Linked DNA regions of Mus musculus: region 1 is linked to region 2. The links are chromatin loops, found by intact Hi-C in ENCODE. Cell type or tissue: left cerebral cortex. All regions are shown on one strand. Region 1 overlaps Atg7 (autophagy related 7). Region 2 overlaps Hrh1 (histamine receptor H1).

The links. Hi-C counts contacts between places; a loop is a spot of excess contacts. Peaks named below come from ENCODE experiments on the same cell type or tissue, not always from the same donor. Only the 100,000 strongest peaks of a DNase experiment are listed, where the experiment ranks them.
Region 1: a loop joins it to region 2, with 2.8 times the contacts of the local background. A loop is called at or near these places in 10 of 42 quality-filtered maps.

The regions. Positions count from the first base shown.
Region 1 is chr6:114,696,566-114,699,065 of GRCm38, forward strand. Atg7 (autophagy related 7) reads left to right here. Exons shown (of 19, transcript NM_028835.5): 9 at 466-587. Among named protein-coding and RNA genes, the nearest start is that of Gm52917, 37 kb to the right of the region's middle. In left cerebral cortex, CTCF peaks have their summits at 1,553 (motif pointing left) and 2,279 (motif pointing left); DNase peaks (open chromatin) are centred at 673, 1,555 and 2,232.
Region 2 is chr6:114,401,260-114,403,759 of GRCm38, forward strand. All of the region lies in intron 1 of Hrh1 (histamine receptor H1), which reads left to right. Among named protein-coding and RNA genes, the nearest start is that of Hrh1, 4.6 kb to the left of the region's middle. In left cerebral cortex, CTCF peaks have their summits at 36 and 1,109; a DNase peak (open chromatin) is centred at 12; H3K27ac peaks cover 1,486 bases.

The DNA.
Region 1 (2,500 bases), 300 kb after region 2:
CAAAATAAAGCTAGATAAATATTAACAGACCCCAGAGAGCCTGGTTATGTGGACTCTCAGTCATTCCGGGCACATATGCTACAAGTATAAATACCCTGGGAAGGCCAGCTTCTGGCTGGTGGTAAAGGGCCTTGAGGGTCCCTTGTTAAGCTCTTGGAAGCATCCCACCCTTAGATTTAAAAGCTTCCTTTTCCAGAGCTATCTATCTGTTGTGTGACTGCTATAGGAAATTCACCTGGGGCAGGGGAGGGGGAGTCCAGCTAATGTGGCAGCCAGACTGTAAATGCACAGACAGAGGCTGCCTGCACGGATGTGCCCAAGGTCCCTCTCAGGTTAAAGAGGTCAGACGAGAGTGATTGCATGCCTTGGATTCTCAGCAGCCACTCTAGAAAGCACTTATGCCTGCTCTTTTTCTTCTCCTTTCTTAATCATATGAACTCAATGCAAATCCATCGCGGACAACAGGAGCGGCAGTTTCCAGTCCGTTGAAGTCCTCTGCTTTCGGGACCGCACCATGCAGGGAGCTAGAGACGTGACACATAGCATCATCTTTGAAGTGAAACTTCCAGAAATGGCATTTAGCCCAGGTAATTGGCAAATCTTTGCCAGTGTATGTAATGACGAGTGACCAGAGACCCAGCTTCCTGCCTACAGCCTCACGGTGGCAGAGAAGGCAGAGAAGGCACCGCTCCCACCTGGATGGCAGTGTGAGCACCTGCCTGGCACCGGAGCAGAGGCTGAGCTCTGGCAGCTTCTCTAGCGAGCTTTCTAGTCTGGAGGGTTTCCCAGCCTTGTAACATTTGTTCAGTCTCAATCGACATGAACTCATAATTTATTCATGCCTCTTCCTCAAGGAAGGGTGAAGTTATTGGTTACTTAACATGTTTATTCATTGAGTACTTGAAGGTGTGTGTGCCCCTTTTCTCCATACAGAGTATCAGTCAGCAAAGGCATATCTCTCCTTCCACTTATAGTTTCCCTCAGCCCTGTGTAGCAGGTGTTAGCTTTTATCCACGTTTTATAGATTAGGAAACGGTCTAGGAGGCATTTTATAGACTGTGCTAGATGTATCTGTATGCATGCGAATGTGCATCACGGTGCATATCTATGGCATGCAATGCACTCAAGGTAGAATCCATGCCCAAGCTTGAGGGGTGAAGAAAGTGCCCACCTGTGAAGCATGTGTCCTGTGAGGAGGCCTACAGTGCTACTCACTCGGGCCCCTCTTAAGCTGAGTCCCCTACAGCCATGGGATAGGCATCTCCAGTGCACCTCCAGGTAGACTGTGCAGCCCCTCCTCCTATGGCAGTTCTCTTAGTGCATGGGTGTGCCTTAGTGTGTGCAAATGGGGGGGGGTGTGTGGCAATGCCTCATCTCTTCTAAAGTGCTGAAATCAGAAGGGCTCAAGGTTGCCTGTTTGTTGTTGACTCTGTGCTCCAGCCTGGAGATCTTAAGTACAATAGAAGAGGTGAACAGAGCCGTCTGCTCTGGTCCAGGGAGGAAGCCATCCGGTTCAAAGGCTTTTCGATTAACTTTTAGCTTGGCGCCCTCTTCTGGTGCATCCTGAAATAGCTCCCATGGCACACCCACTTAAGTGAGTTTGTTCCCTTTAAGTTGCAACTCAAAGATGGGGAGGTGGAGTGTCACTAAAAAGTGAAGCCAGGAGGATGCAGCCAGCAGACCCCTACCCCATGCTCCTGATTTTACCCTGAGGACACACTGTCTTACTCTGTCTTCACTGAGCCACTCTGCTCCCCTCTCTGGTGTGGCTCATGCTTCCCCTACCATCCCAGGCCTGTTCGATCCCAAGTGATGAACATCTCCATCTTCTTGGTACTCCATGTTGAAGAGTGGTTGTTCATTTTAGAAGGGATGTTTTCCTCCTGTTTTACATACAGTGTTTCGACTTACCTGCACATAAAGCTCTATGATAAACATTATAAAGACATACTTAGCATCATGATGTGAGTCCAAGGCGTTTCCATAGCCACACGTGACATAACGATATCACACCACATAGCACAATGGTCCCTTAAGAGTCTGTTGCCTAGGGATCTCGTGGCCACTTAATTTGTATAAGTACACTCTGTGGTGTTCTCAGAGCAGGACAGTCAGCAGCCTGTCATTTCTCAGAACTCACCCCTATGATTAAGCAACACGTGGTTCTCCATCCAAGGCATCCCATAGTTGGAACTTCAGTGACGTGGGAAGTGCTAAAGCCTCCATGGCTGGCAGAAAGCTGCTCTGGACACTGGATGAAGCAGGAGTGGCCCCTGCTGGGTGTGGGCTGCAATGCCAGCTTCCCATCCCCACCCTGTGCTTATTCTTAGCATGCTCTTCCTTCATTCGGACTTATATAGAAGCACACGTATAGATTCCTGATCTTCACATGTAGTAGTTTTCATTACTAATAAGCTTACAGTGCATATTGGCTATAGCCAATCAAGCACTTGGGAAGTAGAAGCAGGAGCTCATGGTCCTGAACCATGCAAATGAACGA
Region 2 (2,500 bases):
GCCTTTTGTGTGCATTCATCAATCCCTTAGTAATTCTCCAATGATCCTGCAGGAGGATCACATGGACCGAAGAAGCTAACAGCTCTCACTTGCTTTCATGGCAAGGGCCCTTGCACCTTGTTTCAGCTAGAAGAATGTGCTAGCAACCACTGTGTCGTTAAAGAGGATGGAGTGGGAGAGGAAGATGAAGGCAACTCCAGAGATGAGTTGAAAGTGTAGCCACTGGCGTCAACTGGAGTTGAGTTTGGATGTGGGGGTCTGCCAGTTCATCTGTGAGGTTTGGATGGGTTTCCAACTAGAGGATGACTCTGTAGAGCAGGGACGGTGTCTTTCTTACGAAAGGCAGTTATGGATGCCTAATGGAGAACTGAGCCTTGGCTTTTTCTTCTGTAGAATGGAGCCGGATAGCACACACCTCCCCTAGGGTTTGCTGTGAGAACTAATTGATGAAATGTTATGACCAGAGTAAAGGACTCAGTGATGCCTTTGGAGAGAGAGACAGATAGTGGAAGGATACTGTTGTCCAGCCTAAGAAATAGAATGTTATTCTCTTACCCACAGTCTACAAAGAAGCAATAGTACAAGCCAGAAGAATGCCCTGTATTTAGACAACACTCTACAAGAGTGTTTTAGTATTTGTTTCCTCCTAACAGGGAGGCAGGAATACCTGTTCTTACTTTCAGGGGAGGAAACTAAGGTTCAAAAGGAGTGATGGAACAGTGTGGATGCTTGTAGCGATTTCTACAAACAAGATAAATACACACCAGAGTCTAAAAGCAGTGTGAGATGGAACCTCAGGTCCTTCTGTGCTGTGGCTGGCAGCGGTGGAGTCAAACAACAGAGGGATGCTAGGCAACAGGGTCCCCAGCATCCCTGCTTCTGCCTTCGATGGGTCTCTGGGTGGGTTGCTGTCATTGAGTTGCTTCCTACAGGAATCCCTGCTCCTCCCATGTTGATACCTTGCTGTGATTCAGGGCTTTCTAGACCTTCCATCCAAGGCTACCTAGGTCTCCCCAGATCACTGCCCCTGGTGGAAGACCAGAGTTTACTGAGTTTAGAGTTTACTCTGATTTCCAAGTCCCCGTTGTTATTGTCAAGCTCCTTGTTGCCCTCTAGAGGGTGGAATGTGTAGTGTTAAGTCTTTCATGAACATTGTACCTCTTTTCATTGTAGGGTTTCTGTAACTATGTTGTTAGAGCTCTGTAACTATTTTAAGAGAATGAATTCATAATAATATATCTCCTCTCTGTCTCTGTTTCTGTCCCTCTCTGTCTCTGTCCACATCTATCTGTCCGTCTGTCTGTCTCTGTCTCTCCCCCCTTTCCCCTCCCCATCTCCTCTCTCTGATTTTATATATATATATTTAAACAGGGTTTCTCTATGCAGTTCTGCCTGTCCTGTAACTCACTCTATAGACCAGACTGGTCTCAACTCAGTAATCTACCTGCCTCTGCCTCCTAAGTACTGGGATTAAAGGCATATGTCTCCATCAGCTAGGCTCTTAATTTTCTCTTGATGAATACATCTTTTGTTAGACATGTTCCCAGGTACTTGATAGCTTGAGGCTGCTGTATCTGTTAGGCGTTTATATCTTTTAAATTAAAGTTCTGTTGGTTTCTTGTTATTGCAGGAAGCACATTTGCATTTTGCAAAATTGATTTTGCAGCCAGAAATATTGGCTATCCCTCTTACTAATTAAACACTGTCTTAGTAGATTCGTTAGAAAGCATGGTGTGTACAGTGATCAGAGATACAATGAGCAACTCCATCCCTTTCTAATTCTCCTGTTCGTCCTAAGTCCTCAGGATGATGAATTAAAGAGTCCTATGGGCACTGAGCCTTTTGCCAGGCCTGTGTAGGAGCTGTTCTAATTTGCAGGTTAAGTATGGTTTGACTCTAGGTTTGTGGTAAATCACTGTCAGGTTGAAGAAGTCCCTTACATTCCCAATGTCTGGTTTTCTGGGGTTTTCTTTTCTTCTTAGTCATAAATGGAAGTAGACTTTTACAGATGCTTTTCCTATGTCAGCCTGACCATGTGATCTTTCTCCCCCGCCATTTTAACTTGATAAATGACCCCGATTTTTGCTTCTTTGGCATAGACCTACCTCTCATCATCCTGCGGCATCTCGACGGCTGATCTTTTACCATAGGACTGTAATGCAAGTTCATGGGTGAAATTCCTGGTGATTTACATATTCAAGCTTATTTATCAGACTTTGGATGGTTTAGCCTTCTTCTGTGCAGGAAGCAGTTGCTGAAGCAGGGAGCTGTTCTTCCTCGGGTCTTTGCCGGAGATCACCAGTGGGGCCACACTGGGTGGACATACACATGGAGGGTGGGGAAGAAAGCCAGCTCAGCCAAATCCCAGAGGAACTTACTAATAGTGAGAGGCTCCGACTGCCTAGCGCAGAAACGGAAAGAGGTTGCCAACCATCCATCCTGAGTGGCATGGGGTGAGCCCAGCCACACACATTGCATGAGGTGTCTGCCAACGCAGGAC